Linked DNA regions of Homo sapiens: region 1 is linked to region 2. Evidence: read pairs that join two places in POLR2A ChIA-PET (ENCODE). Cell type or tissue: PC-9. All regions are shown on one strand. Links, peaks and the distances in the headings refer to the core of each region. The heading gives the core; the rest is flanking DNA. Region 1 has its middle 36 kb from the start of PLA2G4E. Region 2 overlaps SNAP23 (synaptosome associated protein 23).

What was found. Peaks named below come from ENCODE experiments on the same cell type or tissue, not always from the same donor. Only the 100,000 strongest peaks of a DNase experiment are listed, where the experiment ranks them.
Region 1: POLR2A ChIA-PET joins it to region 2 with 5 read pairs; 1 of 35 experiments calls an interaction of 5 or more read pairs at or near these places.

The regions. Positions count from the first base shown.
Region 1 is chr15:42,054,683-42,060,063 of GRCh38, forward strand. No RefSeq gene overlaps it. Among named protein-coding and RNA genes, the nearest start is that of PLA2G4E, 36 kb to the left of the region's middle. In PC-9, for the core only: CTCF peaks have their summits at 2,505, 2,709 and 5,168 (motif pointing left); DNase peaks (open chromatin) are centred at 2,999 and 3,439; H3K4me3 peaks cover 1,463 bases; H3K27ac peaks cover 1,887 bases.
Region 2 is chr15:42,508,645-42,514,025 of GRCh38, forward strand. It overlaps SNAP23 (synaptosome associated protein 23), which reads left to right. Exons shown (of 8, transcript NM_003825.4): 2 at 3,189-3,259; 3 at 4,311-4,352; 4 at 4,755-4,803. The coding sequence starts at 3,203. Among named protein-coding and RNA genes, the nearest start is that of SNAP23, 16 kb to the left of the region's middle. In PC-9, for the core only: no CTCF peak of the experiment used is centred there; a DNase peak (open chromatin) is centred at 2,467.

The DNA.
Region 1 (5,381 bases), core at 318-5,317, 450 kb before region 2:
ACAGGCGTGAGCCACCGCACCTGACCAGTAACGACAGCTTTTAATGGTGAAAAACAGAACAAGCTGAGAAGGCTACAGTGAGGACTGGAATGTTGGGCTCTGATGTGTGGCTTTGATGTGTATATGTTTGAGCTTCTCCCTTTTTTACATCCCTGGGGAAATTTTAACTTCATTCTGTTAAGCTTAAATGCTTTTATGAGAAGTATCCTAATTTAATAAAGTCTTATCTAGAAAACGTTTTATGAAAAATACCTAAGATGTAGAATAGGGAGTAGAATAGAATCTGGTGGGTAAAAGTGGGCTGTATACATAAGTTTAAAGAAAAGAAAAAGAGAAAAATGTATTTTCTGGAGCAAATTCAATTAAGCCAATTTAATTTCTTGATCTTCTTGATTATTTTTAATAGAATAATACTTAGCAATTTCCAGTTTTGCTGCTTATCTTCGTTGGGACCAAGTCTTTTCCACACACCATGAAATCATACCCTTTATGATGGGTTTTACCTTTTCTTTGTGGCCGCTATCTCTTTACAAGTCTAATTTTTGCCAGGACAATTTTTTTATTCTTAAGATGTGGTTCTCTAAAAGTTTATCATGTGAAATTTTGGTTGGTTTCATTTTGCATTGGTTATTCACAAAAGTAATGTTCATTGCATTGGATAAAGGACTGATTATTTGTTTTTATTTTTTATTGCAAAAAGAAAACATAAAGAAAAGGCATTTTCCATGGTATGGTTAAAATGTCAGGAAGCTTTGTTACATTAAAATAGTTGTTTAAAATGTGGGAAAGCCTACAGATAGAAAAAAAACAAACAAAAAACATCCTTAGTTTCCAGGGGCAGGATCTTTAATAAGGAAAGATTTTCTCCAATAAGAGAGGCCCTTCACGGGAAGAAGAGTGGGGAGATCACATAGGGAAAGGGGCTGTTGGACACACCAGAGATCTGAAGCCACATGGGAAGAACCATCCCACTGGGGCCTAAATTAAAATGTCCAGATTGGCTCTGGGCACATTTAACTAAATGTGTAGGGTAATAGTGTGCCTCTAGGTTTTGGAAGCTGAGGACTTACTTAGTGAGCGTTCTACCCACCTGTAGATCTTCCATTTTAGGAATTGAATAAGAAAAAAAAATTAACAAATACAAAAAAATACACATAGCAATTAATGTAGGTTGTTTACACATGATAATGTATGAGACCATCATAATGGTTATGGTCTCATATCATTAGGAGGACTCTATTCAAGAAAGGAGGATTTAACAGAGTATAGCTGGGGACAGTTAGTAGAAAAAATAAAATTGTTTCATGTTTGCCCCCGGAGTGAGCTGAGGCTCTTCAATGAACTGGTTCAGGTTGTAAAGGACATGGAGTAGAGACCGTGCCTGGCAAGACCCCAGGGACAGCAGCTGCTGCTACCACCCTTAGGTACAAGCAGGATCTGCCCAAGGCACTTGCACTTATGTTTCAGGGAGCAAAAGTCTATTTAATTTTGCTCTACAAAAGGGAGATGGGGCTTTATCAAAAGGAGCTGATTACCTTCAGCCCTGGATCCAGGTGTATCTCCTTCCAGGTCCATGGAAGACATACTGGGTGACATCAGGAAGACATGAGAGGCTAGGCTCAGTGCCTCTCCAGTGGTTCCTGATTCAAAAACGGATGGTGCCCACCCACCCAGGAGGTGCTGGGGTGCTGTGGGAGGGTGGGGCTCCCACAGCTCTTAAGAGTATTATTGGCAAGTTATCCAGTCTTTCTGAGCCTTAGTTTCTTCCTTGGTAAAACAGGGATAATAATGATACCGACTTTATAGAAGTGCGAGAACTAACGCCTGCCAAATAGTAGGGCACAATTAATGTTAGTGTCTTTTCTGCCCAATTGCCCAGTACAGAAAGTGTTGCTTCAGTAACCTAGGCGAATGCCAGGACTGATTCATAGGAATATCATAGATATATTCGCAACGTCTAAAATGATCTCGTTATAACAATGATCGTTTTTACAAAAATAAGATATATTGACTGTTTTGTATCCCATGAAGGTGAGGGGAGGGATTTTCCTAACTTTCCTTCCAGAATCCGCTATTAGGGTGATGGACTCAGCACCTTTCTGTCCTCCCCTACCCGTCTTAAGAGTTCCTCGTCACAGAGTCGGAAATGGGGATAGAGCTTGGCCCAAGTTAGAATTTCCACCACTCCAGGGGCAGAATGCAGAAAGAAGAGAAAAGTAGCGGGGGGCCTGGCGCAGCTGCTAATGCGGTGCAGAAACTCTTTGAGCTGCCACCCTGGCAGGGCCGGCCTTGGGGGATGTGCCTGAGGATGGTGGGTGAGCAAAGCCACCTGCCCCGGCACAGAGCCTGCGGGTTGTGCTCTGCAAAGCCCTCCCGGTTTCATTCCCAGAGACCGGGCGAGAAAGGGCAAGCCAGGCAGCAGACGCTGGGGGGCGCGTGGCCAGGCTACCCGGATCGTCCAGCGCGACATGGAGTCTGTGTGTCCTCACCAGTGCTGCGTGACAGGAGCCGGGCACCACCGACGCCATAGGCTTGTCGGTGTCTCAGCACTGACACCGTGTGGCCCTGAGAAAAAGCAGTGAGGGGTCCGCAGAAAGTCTTGGAGACGGGAGGTTGTCCCATTTCCTTTCCTCGGGATGTTAATCAGCATCCCTGGGACTTTCCTGGTTATCGCTGATGGCAGAAGTCCAGGAGGGAAAGGAATGTGTCTGAGCTCAAAGGCTGAAGGCTTCAAGACTTAGAAGTCAATTCGATCACTAATGAGAAAGAATGTAATCTCAAGGTGAACTCCAGAGTAGGGAGTGAGTGTGTATCGTGACCTTGGGGGCTAGTCATCACCCCAGCCTAGACAAAGATGATGTAAAACACCCGCGTCAGGGTTGTGACATCCTCCTGACGTCGAGGAGCGACCGCCCCTTCCCGGATGATGTGGCTCGCACAGCTTACACTTTCTCCACCTCCGCTGGCCGTACCTGCTTCAGTAAGTGGCCCTGCCATCCACCCAGTTGCGTAATGGATTAGTCAAGACTCTCTTAGTCATAGGTAGGAGCCAAACTGAACAAGCTGAGGCATAAAAAGCAATTTACTGCCTCACCTAGCTGGGCAAGAGGCCGAACTAACTCACAGGTTTGACACAAGGAAGATTCTGGGAAGTTGGAGAAGAACAGAACCTGGGATTGGCAGCGGCCAGGGCTGTTTGTCCTGCCCTTGTCTCCTCTGTCCCCCTTCACCCACTGGCCTCACTCTCTCTTTCTGTAGACAGCCCTCCTCCAGTGGTGGGGATACAGCCCCTGGCAGCCCAGGCTCAGCCACCCCAACATCAAGGGAGAAATTTTTTCAACAGGAATCTTTCTAATAGGGAAGGGCTCAGATGGGCTTGCTCAAGTTAGGTGTCTGCCCCCCGAGGCAATCCCCAGTGGCAAGGAGATGACACACTGAGATAGGCCAGTCCTGGTCACACCCTCTCTCCTAGGGCTGCTGGACAGGAGTTGTCAACAGAGAAGAGTGACAGGAACACTTACTTGGCAGGCACAAATCACAGGTTGCTGTGCTCCACTATGCAGATGATGACACCCTCAGATTTTTTCTCTTTAGTAAACTCTTAAAACTAGACATATACACAGAAAACTGCATGAATTATGAGTGTGCAGTGTTTATTCACAAGAGCAAGGACATAGAATCAACCCAGGCACCCATCAAAAGTAGATTAAAGAAAATGTGGTGCATATACACCATGGAATACTACACAGCCATAAAAAAGAACAAAATCGTGTCCTTTGCAGTACCATGGATAAGGCTGGAGGCTGTTACCTTAATTGAATTAACACAGAAACAGAAAACTAAATACTACGTGTTCTTACTTGTAAGTGGCAGACACAAAGATGGGAAAAATAAACACCGGGAATTCCAAAAGCGGGGAGGGAGAGAGTGGGAGAAGGGTGGACAAACTGCCTATTGGGTACTATGTTCGCTACTTGGGTAGGGCCCAAACCTCAGTACCATGCGATATACCCATGTAACCCCAAACCTGTACATGTACCCCCAGAATCTAAAATTTGTTTTAAAAAAGAAAATAAATATGTATAGAAATAGCAGAATGTAAGATACCTTTAAGTTCACCTTTCAGAGATAACACTGATGATGTTATCAGCATTTATTATTTTCTTTAAGGATCTCATTTCTATTTATTTATTTATATATATATATTTTTTAGAGACAAGGTCTCACTCTGTTGCCCAGGTTGGAGTGCAGTGATGCAGTCATAGTTCACTGCAGCCTCAAACTCCTCAGTTCAAGTGATCCACCTGCTTTGGCCTCCCACAGCGCTGGAATTACAGGCATGAGCCAGCACACTCGGCCAAGAATCTCATTTTTTAGCCTCACTTTTAAAAAATAAAATAGAAAGTATACTGCATAAAGAAAAAAAATGTGCAGCTTCATTAAGTTTCCCTTTTGAATACACCCATGTAACAAGCATCCTGATGGAGAAACAGAACGTCACCAGCATCCTAGAAACCTTCCTTGGCTTCCTTCCAATCATGGCACACCTGTCTTCCAAAGGTAAATGCTATCCTGATTTCTGCTACTGTAATTAGTTTGATCAGTTTTGGCACTTTATACCAATGCAACTGTTCAATATTTTATTCTTCCATGCCTTGCTTCTTACATTCAACATTATGTTTATGAAACCCATCCATACTGTGTGTAATACAGAGTGTTTGTTTTCACGGCTGCATAATATTCCATTGCATGAATACTCCAAACATTATTTGCCCATTTTACTGTTGATAGACACCCTGGCCGTGAAGAGGAAAGTCCCAAGTGCCATTGGGTTGTGACAGTACTGTGAGAGACTTTACCTAGGCATTTATGTCTTTGAATTTTGCTTTGAATCATGTTCTTCTTTGAATATATGTGTAAATGCTGGCTGCTAATTAATATATAAGGTTGTCACATGAGTTTAAAAGCATTATTTCAGCCAAGCGCAGTGGTTCATGCTTGTAATCCCATCACTTTGGGAAGCTAGGCAGAAGAATTGCTTGAGCCCAAGAGTTCAAGACCAGCCTAAGCAACATAGCAGGACTTCTATAAATAAGAGCGTATTTTGTGGAAAGTTTTACGGAGTGACGAGTATGCTCTGTGCTCTTGGGGACCACTACTCCAGGCAATTAATTGTCCTGGCAACACCGTCACTTGGCAACACAGCCCCCTGGTGGCAGCCACCTGAACTGCAATCTTACCTCAGAAAAAGTTAATTGCTGTTTTTCAAACCGGGCATTATAGCAAGTGTCACAACCCAGGACATAATTTATACTTAGACCAGTAATCATTTATGTGAATAAAAGTGCTCCATCTCCATGGCATTGTATCTAATCAGGATA
Region 2 (5,381 bases), core at 250-5,249:
CTCCCAGTTATATCTGCTTTCTTTTTTCTTTTAAAGAAGGCAGCACAGAGGTCAGGAGTGCATTCACTCCTAACTCTGGAGTTTTGCTTTTTTTTTCCTAGGAAGCTAGCAAAGACTGACTTGTAATTGGCAATAATCACCTCTAGGAATAGAATTACAAAATTACATAATTTGTGATATTTGGGCTTCCTTACCCCAGAATGTCTCCCGACCCACAGGATACTATATCTGAAAACCTCACTAAGGGTGCCTTTTCCAGGCACTAATGGATTAGTGTATATTATTTTTCATATTTTCTTCTCTGTCGGGCATTGAGGAGTTACACATGACAGGAATAGATAACTTCAGAGCATTACTGCCTGGGGAGGGCAGGCTTTGGAGAGGTATCTCGGTTGGGGCTTTAGGAAGTGATGGAAAAGCATGAGGCTACCTGGGCAGATGTGGGGTATTATAGAAAGGAAAGGTGTGCAAAAGTGTGGAGGTGAGAGGGTACAAAAAATAATCTCCATTTACTTTTTGTAGTTGCAAATAGGAAAGAGTGACAAAAGAGGAACAGTAGCATGGACATGTGTATGTATGATAAAGCTTAAGACTCAAACAATTAGCAAATTAATAAAATACCTGGTTCCTTTTATGCTTGTATCTAATGAATGATATCTTTATATCTTGATTATATCTTAGTGTGGAAACTTTTTGCCTGAAGCACAGTCTATGGCAAGCAAGATAGAAACTTAAATTTGGAACTTAAAATGCTTTTTTTCATGAGCACTAATGGCTTTAATCAAGGCTCAAAATCTTTTTTTTTTTTTTTTTGAGATGGAGTCTCGCTCTGTCACCCAGGCTGGAGTGCAGTGGCACAGTCTTGGCTCACTGCAACCTCTGCCTCCCAGGTTCAAGCAATTCTCCTGCCTCAGCCTCCCGAGTAGCTGGGATTACAGGCGCTCACCACCACTCCCGGCTAATTTTTGTATTTTTAGTAGAAACGGGGTTTCACCATGTCGATCAAGCTGGCCTCGATCTCCTAACCCCGTGATCCATCCGCCTCGGCCTCCCAAAGTATTGGGATTACAGGCGTGAGCCACTGCGCCTGGCCCTCAAAATCTTAAACCATAAAACAGCTATGACAGTAGAATTATAAACAAGGCCAGGCACGGTGGCTCAGGCCTGCAATCTGGGCACTTTGGGAGGCTGAGGTGGATAGATCACCTGAGGTCTGGAGTTCGAGATCAGCCTGGCCAACATGGTGAAACCCCATCTCTACTAAAAATACAGAAATTAGTGGGGCGTGGTGGTGCATGCCTGTAATCCCAGCTCCTTGGGAGGCTGAGGCAGGAGAATTGCTTGAACCCAGGAGGCAGAAGGTGCAGTGAGTCAGGGTTACACCACTGCACTCCAGCCTGGGCAACAGAGTGAGACTCCATCTCAAAAAAATAAAAAAAATAACATGATAGTAGTGGTTCAATTAAAAACAACTGAAAAGATTTAAATTTTTTTGTTTGTTTGTTTTTTGAGATAGGGTCTTGCTCTGTCACCCAGGCTGGAGTGCAGTGCCATGATCTTGACTTACTTCAGCCTCAACCTCCTGGACTCAAGCAATCCGCCCACCCCAACCTCCCCGGTAGCTGGGACTACAGGTGTGCGCCACCATGCCTGGCTAATTTTTGTATATTTGGTAGAGATGGGGTTTTGCCATGTTGCCCAGGCTGAACTCCAACTCCTGAGCTCAAGCCATCCACTCACCTCAGCCTCCCAAAGTGCTAGGATTCCAGTCATGAGCTACCACACCCAGCCAAAAATGACTGAAAAGATTTATATGTGATCATATCATACACTTGCAATAGCAGTTTTTGGTTTGTGGCTCTAGTGATTCTTTGCGAGCTTTGTGCTACTGTTACATGCAGCTTTGTTTCTAAGAGCCATGTAAATACTTTGAGAGTACACCCTGTTTTTCTACTTATTTGTTCATTCAGCTATTTTTGGAGTATCTACCATCAGATCCTATTAGGTGTTAGAGATACAAAGATAAAATCTCTGCCTTCCAAGAATTCAGTCCAGTACATTCTTGGGGAATTAAGTTTTCTGCTTATCAAAGAGTATATCCATGGCAAGGTTTCTCACCTCAAATTGACATTTTGGGTCAGATTATTCTTTGCTGGAGGGCTTTCCTGAAGAGTGTTGTAGGATGTTAAGCAGTTTCCCTGCCTCTACCTACTAGATGCCATTAACCAGCCCCATCACCTGGCCCAAGTTGTGACAATCAAGCAACTCCAGACATTGCCAGATTCCTGGGGTCAAATCTGTAATAAGAACCAGAGTTTATCTGTGTCATTGACCGTGAGTTTTGATAAATGAGTTTTGAGAAAATTCATACAAAGCTAGCAAATGTAACAAAGAACCTAGATCCGTTGCACAATGCTTGTTATTACTCCACATGACTTCTCAAAGAGGAATTAGATAACAGCCGTGCTGAGTAACACCTACGAAATGTTTTATTTTTTAGCTTGGATGTCTATGAGATCTCCTTCTGAGTTACTGTGTATAGGAGAATAATTGTTTGGTTTCTTAGGGACTCCAGTAAAACAACAAAACAATATAAGCCACTGGAGGGGAAGAGTCTAATGCATAATAAAAACCTTAGTCTTTTCCGAGCTGTTTGTACCAGCATTTCCCTTTTCTTGTTAAGAGTGAAAGTATTTTCTCCAGTGAGTGTCCTGGACAACTGGCATATTTAGAAATGTTTCCTGTGTTCTTCAGGCACATAACTTCAAATTTTGTTACTTTACTAAATTGGACTTTTCTTCACCTACTGCTTTTCCATGTTCAGACAACACATGAAGAACATTGAACAACCAAAAATTCACTTTAATAGTCTTTTAATGCTTGTCTTCCAGTAATGCCTTGCTTCTCTAAGTAGAGGATCCACTTTCCTGTTGGAAAGAGTACTTCCCTAGAAGTCCTAAAACCTGTATTTTAGGTTCACCCTTGGCACTCTTATTAAACATTCATTTAGCCTCTCTCGGTCTTGATTTCTTTACTTGTGGTAGACTAATAGATATAGAAAGAGGTTCTTTTATCCTGTTTTCCTGATAAGTTCCTAAATTCCATAAATCTACACTTTTTGCTCACACAAACTTTTATATATCCTTATTCTTATACAATATCCACATTTCCATTTCTGTGCCTAATAGAGTTTTGATTCATCATGGATAATCTGTCATCAGAAGAAATTCAACAGAGAGCTCACCAGATTACTGATGAGGTAAATGTTTTACCTAAAATAAGTAAATAATTCTATTTCAGTTTTCATATTGGAGGAGTGAGAGAGCCTTCTTAGGGACATTTTGGCCTCTTCCTAGTCCATTAATATCAAAGAACACATTTGCTCCTTAGTGCCATTGCTGGTTTTTATTTTCTTTTTAACTCACCAGAAAACTAAAGTGAAAACAATTTGTATGATTTTTATTTTTTAGGTAATTATTAATATTACTTAAGTGTAACAAAGATACTCTACTATGTATTTGAGAAATGCTAGACTTCTATTTAACAATTTCCTAATATCTGTAATTTACTTAGATTTCTACCTACATTAAATTTTTATTCCCATGAACTTCACCATCCAAATATTCTCTTTTTTAAAAAAACTTTTTCTTTCAACATCACACTGGAAGTCCTTACACATTTTCTCTTAAGGAGCGCCTGAAAATAACTAAAAATGTAGTGATCAACTTACTTTTTTTTTTTTTTTTTTTTTTGAGACGGAGTCTCACTCTATTGCCCAGGCTGGAGTATAGTGATGCGATCTCGGCTTATTGCAACCTCTGCCTCCTGTGTTCAAGCGATTCTCCTGCCTCAGCCTCCTGAGTAGCTGGGATTATAGGTGTGTGCCACCACGCCCAGCTAATTTTTGTATTTTTAGTAGAGATGGGGTTTCACCTTGTTGGGCAGGCTGGTCTCAAACTTCTGACCTCGTGATCCGCCCACCTCAGCCTCCCAAAGTGCTGGGATTATAGGCTTGAACCACCACACCCGGCCATTGTTTTGTTTTAAAGGGAAGGATAGGCTGGCAATTCTTTTTGTTTTTTCCTTTAATGGAAACAGTCTCACTATGTTGTCTGGGCTGGTCTTGAGCTCCGGTACTCAAGAAATCCTCCTGCCTCGGCCTCCCAAAGTGCTGGGATTATAGGCATGAGCCACTGTGCCCGGCCTGAGCTGGCAATTTTTAAAGATAGAATAGCATCATGAATTTGGCCTGTGATCAGATTTTTTTTTCTACATATTTTGGAATGCTAAAATTCTGTGTTCTTTCCTAGTCTCTGGAAAGTACGAGGAGAATCCTGGGTTTAGCCATTGAGGTAAGAAAATGTTAGTCATCAACTTAAGTATAGAAATTTATAGGAGCGATCCTAATACTTCTGGCTGGAATTAGTATTAAAGGGTAATGTATCAATATGCTTTATTATTTGAAATTAACAGTTGCTGAAATGTCAAACCATGCACTAATGGGAATTTTCTGTTTTTCCCTTTAACAGTATTGGAATATGACAGGGAAGATGAATTCACTATGAGTTTGTGACTTAATTATTTTGGGGGCTGCTATGTTAAAGTGTGTTAGTTTAAGAATACTAGTTCTGTCTGTAGCTCTAATCCTCTGAGAGCTTGGGTTTCTAAATTATTCTGTGTTGCTCTTGTAGGTTTTGTTTCTGTTGTTTTTGGTTTGTTTTGTTGTACTATCAGCTTTTCCCCCCTTGTCTTAGTCTCAGGATGCAGGAATCAAGACCATCACTATGCTGGATGAACAAAAGGGTAAGTTAAATTATTAGCAGAAATTCTTAATTTGACTGTGATGCCAAAAAGCCCTATCAAATTAGCCACATACAAATTTCAGCCTTTGGGAGAGCCTTCCCTTTGTAAAATAAGAATGTTATGTTTACTTCTTGTCTTCTGATTTGAATTATATATCATGTTCACTGTCTATTTGGGATGGCAGGCAACAATGCCCAATTGTATATACCAAGTATGTGTTAGGCCAGCATGGCTTATTTTGTGTATTGGTTATATGTGCCTTAGACATTATGATAGTAACATAGCTGGGATTACAGGCACCTGCCACCACACCCAACTATGTTTTTCTTTTTTTTTGGGGTGGGGGACGGAGTTTCGCTATTTTTGTCTAGTTTTGGGGGTGGGGGATGAAGTTTCGCTCTTCTTGCCCAGGCTGGAGTGCAATGGCGTGATCTTGGCTCACTGCAACCTCCTCCTCCTGGGTTCAAGTGATTCTCCTGCCTCAGCTTCCTGAGTAGCTGAGATTACTGGTGCCCACCACCACACCCGGCTAAGTTTTTGTATTTTTAGTAGAGACGGGGTTTTACCATGTTGGCCAG